2 separate regions of the Homo sapiens genome follow, and region 2 is linked to region 1. A link is an interaction called in ENCODE POLR2A ChIA-PET data of the cell type or tissue named here. Cell type or tissue: GM12878. All regions are shown on one strand. Links, peaks and the distances in the headings refer to the core of each region. The heading gives the core; the rest is flanking DNA. Region 1 has its middle 360 kb from the start of IDS. Region 2 has its middle 15 kb from the start of MAGEA9.

Evidence for each region. Peaks named below come from ENCODE experiments on the same cell type or tissue, not always from the same donor. Only the 100,000 strongest peaks of a DNase experiment are listed, where the experiment ranks them.
Region 2: POLR2A ChIA-PET joins it to region 1 with 6 read pairs; 1 of 35 experiments calls an interaction of 5 or more read pairs at or near these places.

What each region holds. Positions count from the first base shown.
Region 1 is chrX:149,143,849-149,148,243 of GRCh38, reverse strand. No RefSeq gene overlaps it. Among named protein-coding and RNA genes, the nearest start is that of IDS, 360 kb to the left of the region's middle. RefSeq lists enhancers at 770-1,269, 1,270-1,771. In GM12878, for the core only: no CTCF peak of the experiment used is centred there; a DNase peak (open chromatin) is centred at 2,181.
Region 2 is chrX:149,794,906-149,799,300 of GRCh38, reverse strand. No RefSeq gene overlaps it. Among named protein-coding and RNA genes, the nearest start is that of MAGEA9, 15 kb to the right of the region's middle. In GM12878, for the core only: no CTCF peak of the experiment used is centred there; no DNase peak of the experiment used is centred there; H3K27ac peaks cover 675 bases.

The sequences.
Region 1 (4,395 bases), core at 252-4,251:
CATGGCCAAATACTAGCAAAGATACTCAGAACTCAAACTCTACACTTGACCAAATGGCCCTAACACTCATGTACAGAACGGTCCACCCAACAAAAACAGAATACACATTCTTCTCATCTGCACAAGGCGCATACTTTCAAATTGGACAGATGCTTGGCCATAAAGGAATTCTCAACAAATTGAAAAAAGGAAAGAAAGAAAATTATGCCAACCACAGTCTCAGACCATAGACCTAAAAAAATATAAATTAGTAAAAAGAATGGAAATTAAATAATCTGTTTCTCAGTGACTTTGGCGTAAACAATGAAATTAAGGCAGAAACCAAGAAATTCTTTGAAAGTAATAAAAACAAAGATAAAACATATCAGAATCTCTGCGACACAGTTAAAGCAATGCTAAGAGGGAAGTTTATAGTGCTAAATGCCCACATCAACAAGTTAGAAAGATTTCAGATTAACAACCTAACATCATACCTAGAGGAACTAGAAAAACAAGAGCAAACCAACACCAAAGGTAGCAGAAAAATGAAATAACCCAAATCGCAGCTGAACTGAACAAAATGGAGATGAGAAAAGCCATACAAAAGAACAACACAACCAAAAGTTGATTTTTGAAAAATAAATACGATTGATAGATCACTACCAAGACTAATAAATAATAAAAGAGAAAATCCAAATAAACACTACAAAAAATGACAAAGGGGCATTACCACTGACTCCACAGAAATACGAATAAAAACTTCAGAGACTATTATAAACACCTCTATGCACACAAACTAGAAAACCTAGCAGAAATATATCTAGCTGAGTCTGGGGGTTTTCATGTGCTCAGAATGGAGGGAGTGCATGCTGATTGGTCCATGAGTGGCCATGGGTGGGCTTGAAAAAGCACCATTCAATTGTCTGAAAGGCGCCAATGAAATTCTCACTCCATGTGGTAGACTCCACCTTAACTGGCAGCCTGGCCCCCGGGCCCCAGGCTTCAGGCCTGGCTTGAAGGTGAGGTTTCACTGGGGACCTGCCCCTTCCCCCAGGAACCTGTCTGCCTCTGCTGCCATCAACATGCCACCCATGGTGCCCAGGCTTTCCATGCTGAGGAGTGCCTGTAGACCCATGCCAAGCCCCCCTCAGCCCCCCTCTGCCCTCCTGTGTTTGTCAGTTCCCAAAGTCCGGAGGGGGCCAAGGCAGCAGAGGGCTAGCATGTCAATGCCACCCCAAGCATGTGCACACTCAGCCGGGTTTACCACAACTTTGCTCCACACTGGAGCAGACACCAGGAGCAGGGAGAGGCCAGGGAGCAGGAGCAGGCACTCCCTGGGCTCCTAAGAGTGCAGGGATGCCTGGGTCTAGAGCCATGGCTGGGTGGCTACAGCTGCACCCGGGAGCAGGGGCTCCTGCCATGCCAACTTGGTGGGGTTCCCACTTGGATCACCTGTTTACAGCACCCACTGGCTCCACAGAGCGCATAGCCCTTGCCATGCCTTCCCCGCTGCTGCTGGCGTCTTCAAAGCAGCCACTCTAGATAGGCTGCTGCCACCATCAGTTTTACTTATTTTCACTAGCTTGTATAATTTTCACAATAAAAATTATTTAAAAATTATTTTTAAAACCCCACAAGACAGGGGAAACAGTATAGCAGTGAGAAAACATAGGGGCAGAATGAAGCCTTGGCCAGAGGAGATAAGGTTATAAGGTAGGATGGAGCCAGGTTTTGTAAAGTGACAATTGAAGTTTGAATTGTTTTCTCTAAGTTGCTGGGTATCTGTGGAAAGTTTTTTTTTTTTTTTTTTTTTTTTTTTTTTTAAATAGGGCAATGGCATAAGAAGACCTGGCCTTCTTTTTCTGGATTGAAGACATTTTTATCTGGGGATTTTTAGTTGAACAGCATCCCAGGTGCTTTCTGGTGATTTTCCAGGTCTCTCTTGGCTTTGCCTTCGACTTTTGAATGACCTGTTTGCATGTCTGTTACCACCATGATACTGCAAGCTCTGTGAAGGCATGGATTATGTCATCTTCAACCCTGCCGCCTCTCCAACTTCCCACCCCCACCCCAGGGCCTGACCCCAAGGGAGCTGTCAATGGATGTTTGCTGCATGGAATGAATGGGGACTGACTTTTGCTATGGCAGTTTCTTAGGCGCCTCTGACATAAGACACCTCCCTTCCCTAGGCACATAAATTTAGGAAGAAGGCAGAGTCTTCATAGTTATGAATTACTTCCTAACTAGTAAAACTGCAGGAAAGCCCACAAAATTGCCTGTAAAGCAACAGCCTCATTAGTTGTAATTATAATAAAGAGCAATGACTCAGCAGACCACAACCCACACCCACAAGCACACAGGCCCTCTAGCAGGGCGCCTCAGGAGGCAGGCCTGGCTCTGGGACACACAGGGAAGATCCATGTCTGTCTTAGCGTATTCTTTTGCTAGACTTCAGCTTTAACCAACTCCATGTGACCCCCCAACCCATTCTATTTTATACAACAAAGTCAGGGGGGTACAGAAGATAGAGTAGGCAAGCCTTAATCTTCAAAGTGTGACTGTTTCAGAACTTCATGACAGCCAGTCTAAGAAAATGCTTATCTCTTGCTATCTCAATTCTCAAAGTGTGCATGTAATTTACTGTGGACAATACTCCTACTGGAGTCCATCCTACTTCTGGTCAACATGTTTGAAAGCTCCATTAAGTCACTGACATGAATCTGGATCTCTCCAAACACTCTCTGGGAGGAATTAAACACTGATGGACTCTAAGCCATGGACCTTTTCTTCCATTGTACCAGTTATGATATTTCACAGATTGTAGGGTCAAAAAATCTGTTTATCAGTTAATATGTAATGATCTTGCAGGCACTTGCACTGCTAAGCATAAGAAAACTGTGTGTGATGATGCTGATAATTATTGTTTTGAAGATATTGTAGGAGCACTACACCACAAAACTTGCCCTTTGATAAGTTAGCAAGGATCAGAAGGCTGAGGTAGCCACATGGTGGTAGCGTCCTCCCAAGTGCCTGGGTGCTCCTCTGGCAGGAGATTTAGAGCTTTTCTGGGAGCAGATTGGGGATCATGGCTTGAGCATCAGTAGTTTACACCTTTGTTGGAGGGATTAAAAAGAAGAAAATGGTAAGTTACTGTACTCCTATTACATGCCATTTGCAAGGCTAGGCCTTTTACATGCATTAGTCAGTTTAGGCCTTAAAATGATACTGCAAGGTAGATATTATTCTTTCTGCTTATTTACTGCCCTTAAAACAATAAATGATAATCCATCACATCAACAGACTAAAAATGAAAAATCACATAATCATATGAACAGGTACAGAAAAAGAATTTGACAAAATGTCACACCCATTTGTTATACAATCTATCATCAAACTAGAAATAGAACAGCTTTATTTATAATTGCCAAAACTTGGAAGCAACAAAGATGTTCTTCAGTCAGTGAATGGATAAACAAACTGATATATCAAGACAATGGAATATTATTCAGCACTAAAAAGAAATAAACTACTGTCAAGCCACGAAAAGACATGGAGGAAACCTAAATGCATATTCCTAAGTGAAAGAACCCAGAACCCAGTCTGAAAACTTTACTAACTATATGGTTCCAGCTATATGACATTTTTGAAAAGGTAAAACTATGAAGACATTAAAAAATCACTGATTTTTTAAATGGAATGAATAGGTAGTGGATTTTTAGGGCAGTGAAACTACTCTGTATAATATTATAATGGGGATGCATGTCATCATACATTTGTTGAAACTCAAAGAATGTACAACACCAAGTATGAACCGTCACATAAGCTATGGACTTTGGGTAAGAATGAAGCATCAATGTAGGTTCATCAGTTGCAAGAAATGTACCATTATGGTGGAGGATATCAATAATAGGGAAGGTTGTGCATGTGTGAGGTAATGGGATGTATAGAAACTCTATACTTTGCATAATTTTCCTGATACCCTAAAACTGCTTTAAAACTAAAGTCTATTTTTAAAAAGATTATAATAAAACAGTAAATGGGAAAGCAGGGTAGTAAGGAATTTGAGAAGCCTGCCCATGATTACACAGTAAGTGTTGTTTGGAAGTTGATCTACTGGTAAAGAGAATATAACAGTCTTAATTTGAAGGTGCTTAGCCTGCTAGTCCATGATCTGGAAGAGGAGATCTGTAAACTCCTCATGACTGCATGAAAAATTGTGTAAAGAAAGTCTCTTCTGGATAGACTTTCCCTAGCTATCTTGGAAACTCCAACAAGATTAAGAACCACATTGGACACATGATATTGGAAATAGCTCCATGATAAAAGCAGAGAGTCAACGTTGGAATTATGTACAATCTGTTTGAAAGTAATGGTCACATATTCCAATATACCTAGGTTAGGATTGGTCAGAAGTAC
Region 2 (4,395 bases), core at 247-4,246, 650 kb before region 1:
TACCTTCTAGCTAGAGGATCAGAGAAAGTCCCCAGGGACCCAGTGAGCTTGGGAAAAACCACTGAGAGTAGCGAATGTAAGCAAGAGAACACATTAAATTGAGCAGAAATTCCTGGGCTCAACCTAAGGTGCTCACGCAGAAATCTTCATAGTTACCGAGGACTGGAGGACTGAACTAGTGGTAGACCATCACCCAGTAGTCAGCCATTATTCAGGAGGACTCAGAAATGCTATGGATGCAAATATCACAGCACCACCAACATAAGAATATGCCTTTTTTCAAGCACACATGGAAAACACACCAAGCTAGATTATCTCTTGGGTCATAAAATAAATATATTTTTTTTTCCTAAGACAGAGTCTTGCTCCATTGCCCAGGCTGGAGTACAGTAGTGAGATCTCAGCTTACTACAGCCTCTGCCTCCCATGTTCAAGGGATTCTCCTGCCTCAGCCACCCGAGTAGCTGGGATTACAGACACACACCACCATGCTTGGCTAATTTTTTTTTTTTTAGACAGAATCTCGCTCTGTCACCAGGCTGGAGTGCACTGGCGTGATCTCGGCTCACTGCAACCTCCGCCTCCCAGGTTCAAGTGATTCTCCTGCCTCAGCCTCCCAAGTAGCTGGGACTACAGGCGCACATCACCACGCCCAGCTAATTTTTTTTTTTTTTTGTATTTTTAGTAGAGATGGGGTTTCACCATGTTGGCCAGGATGGTCTTGATCTCCTGACCTCGTGATCTGCCCGTCTCGGCCTCCCAAAATGCTGGGATTACAGGTGTGAGCCACCACGCCTGGCCGGCTAATTGTTTTATTTTTAGTAGAGACAGGGTTTCACCATGTTGGTCAGGCTGCTCTGGAACTCTTGACCTCAAGTGATCTCTCTGCCTTGGTCTCCCAAAGTGCTGGGATTACAGGTGTGAGCCACCTTGCCAGTCTCTCTTTCTTTCTTTCTTTCTTTCTTTCATTTTTCAAACAACAGATTTTTAAAAATCCACATCATCAAGCTTATGTTCTTCGACCTCTATGGCACCATATTAGAAATGAAACAATAACATAAGTACAATAGGAAATTATCATACCTTGTGGAATTAAACGACACCATCTTCAACAATTCAAGGATCAAAAAGGTAGCCTCAAGGAAATTAAAAAGTCCATAGAACTGAATTTAATTGGAAAAGCAACATATCACAACTTGTGGGATGCAGCTAAAACAGTGTTTAGAGAGAAAATTATAACATTACTTAGATTAAGATAAAAGAAAGATCTCACATAAATAATGTGAGCTTCTACCTTAACTAACCAGAAAAAGAGGGAAACCAATTAATTCAAAGCAAGCAGAAAAAAAGAAAAAAACACAACAGAAATAGTTCACAATGAAATCCGAAAAAAAAAAAAAAGGAAAGAAAGAAAAATCATGGAAACCAAAAGCTGTTCTTTGAAAGGATCAAGAAAATGGATGGAACTCTAGTCAGTCATGGAAAGTAAGAGAGAAGATACAAATTATTAAGATCAAAAGTGAAACAGGAAATATCATTAGAGAACCTGTAGACCTGAAGATAGCCATGAAATGCTAAGAAGAAATCTGTGCAGAATAATTCAATAACTGAAATGGAATTCATGATAAAATGAAATGAAATTCTACCAAAATCAGAAACTAGTGGAACTCACCTTAGACAAAATGGATAACTTGAAGAGTACTTTAGCTACCAAAATAACTGATTTCATAGTAAAACTCTTTCTGAGAAAGAAATCTGTAGACCCAGATAGGTTCACTGGAGATTTCGTACAACCATTTAAAGAAGTAACATGAATTTGCACAGTCTCTCAGAGAAAATAGAAGAGAAGGGGATGTTTCCCAAATCATTTTACCTGGTTAACATTACCATGGTATTACCAGGCTAACAGTACAAACAAACAAGGAAACACAAACCAATAAAAATTCTAGAGGTCAATATGCTTCACAAACATAGATGCAAAATCTCCAAAAAATTAGCAAATAGAATCCAGCAATATCTTAAAAGTCGGATTTATCTGGAGAATGCAAGGCTGGTTTAATATTTGATAGTTGATCAATGCTGTCCACTATATCCAGAAATGTATGATGACCTCAACTAAAGCAGACAAAAGCACTTGAGAATGTACAACATAATCACAGTGAAAAGTCTCAGGAAACTAGAAATAGAAAGGAACTTAACCTGACAGAGTACATGTACAGAAAACCAAGAGCAAATATCAAACTGGGTAGTGAAAGACTGAATGCCTACCCCTAAAAAGAGAAACAAGAAAAGGATGTCCCCTCTCACCACTCCTATTCAGAAAGGTAGTGGGATTCTTACCAGTGAAATCAATCAAGAAATATAAATAAGAGACATCTTGAATGGGACAGAATATATAATGTTGTTTCCAACCTCAGAAGACACAACTGCCTATGCAGAAAATACCAAGGAAACTGCACAAAAACTCCTCAAATAAGTGAGTGCAGGCAGGTCGCAAGGTAGAAGCTCAACACACGATAATCGTATTATCGTACTTCATATAATGGCAATAAAAATGGGAAGTTGCTGTTGCATTTCCTTAGGCTCTCTGATTGTACCTTTCACCCTGTCCAGTCCCCTGATGAGACCAACAAAGGCATTCTTCATTTCCCTTATGGTCTATATATTTTTTTAATTTTTAGCATTTCCTTTTCATTTATTCATTCATTCTTTTTTTAATTTTTAGCATTTCCTTTTCATTCATTCATTTTTTTTTTTTTGAGAAGGAGTCTCGCTCTGTTGCCCAGGCTGGAGTGCAGTGGCACAATCTTGGTTCACTGCAACATCTGCCTCCCAGGCTCAAGCGATCCTTGTGCCTCAGCCTCCCGAGAAGCTGGGATTACAGGCGCCTGCCACCACACCTGGCTAATTTTTGTATTGTACTCATTTATTTATTTATTTTTTAAGTAGAGACGGGGTTTCACCACGTTGACCAGGCTGGTCTCAAACTCCTGATGTCAAGTGATCCATCCACCTTGGCTTCCCAAAGCCCTGGGATTACAGGCCCCTTTTCAGTTGTTCTTGAAGAGTTTCCATATTTTGACTTACAGTACTTACCTATTCTTGGATATTATCCACTTTTTCCATTAGGGCCCACAGCGTGTTACTCATACTTGTCTTAAATTCCCAGTCAGATCATTCCAACATCTCTATCATATCTGAGTCTGTTTCTGATACCTGCTCTTTGTCTTCACACTGTGTGTGTGTGTTTTTTTTTTTTTTTTTGTCTATTAGTATGCTTTGAAATTTCCTTTTGCAAACTTGCCACGATGTGTCAGATGAAAAGAATGGAGTTAAATAGGCCTTTAGTGTGAGGTTTACCTTCATCTGGCTGTGTTTACTGTTTGCTGTAGCTGTAGGTGTCAGAGGCTAAACCTCCCTGTGGTGTCCTTCACTTTTCCTCCTTGGCTGTGTTTGGTTTTCCTTGGAGACCTGCTCACTATGGTCTGGCACTCACAGTTCTTTCAGTTTCATTCCCCAGTTGATGTGGCAGTGAGCTGCAGAGGGAGGGGAAGACTTCTATCCTCCTATGACTACATGGCAGGCTTGAGTCAGTGTACACCGGGCTGTGGCTTTCACTAGTGCTTCTCAGTTTTGTTTTGTTTTCTCCTTGGACAGACATTAAGGGGCCAGAATGTTGTAGCTGGGTGTTTTCCTTACCCAGTGTTGATGAGAGTCTAGAAAAAAACCAAGTAGGACAGACTCTGGTAAAACAGTTTCTCTTGAGGGCAGACCCTCGTTTGAAGAACAGAATACTCTGGGCATATTTTCGAATGACTCCTTTCTCCCTCTGGTCCTCACTGGGGGAACCTGATAGGGCTCCCAGAGGTGAAACTCTGGAAACTGTGGTAGCCTTCTGGATGGTGCCCCCAGGAGTTTTTAGTTCTCAAATTTGTCCATAGTGAGCCCTCCACCATTCGTCTTATAAAGATGAGGTTTTCGTATCCTGGTCCTTGTTTCTGGGCATTCAGCTCCTGAGCTTCTGCTCTCCAAAGTTGTGGCTGACTGTATCTACTGTCTCTTCCGTTTTGGGTCAGCAATCAGCCCTATGGCCTCAGCTCTCTGAGGGATCAGAGAAAAGTTGTTGTTTTCCAATTTGTTCAGCTTCTTATCTTGTTTGCGTCAGAGGCAGAGAGCCATCTAGCTCCTTACATACCCGAGTGAACATAAGAATTTAAGAAAATTGGAAAACTTTTTTAAACATAGCAGTTTTACATAGGTATACATGTGGCATGGTGGTTTGCTGCACCCATCAACCTGTCATCTACATTAGGTATTTCTCCTAATGCTATCCCTCCTCTAGCCCCCCACCCCCTGACAGGCCCCAGTGTATGATGCTCCCCTCCCTGTGTCCAT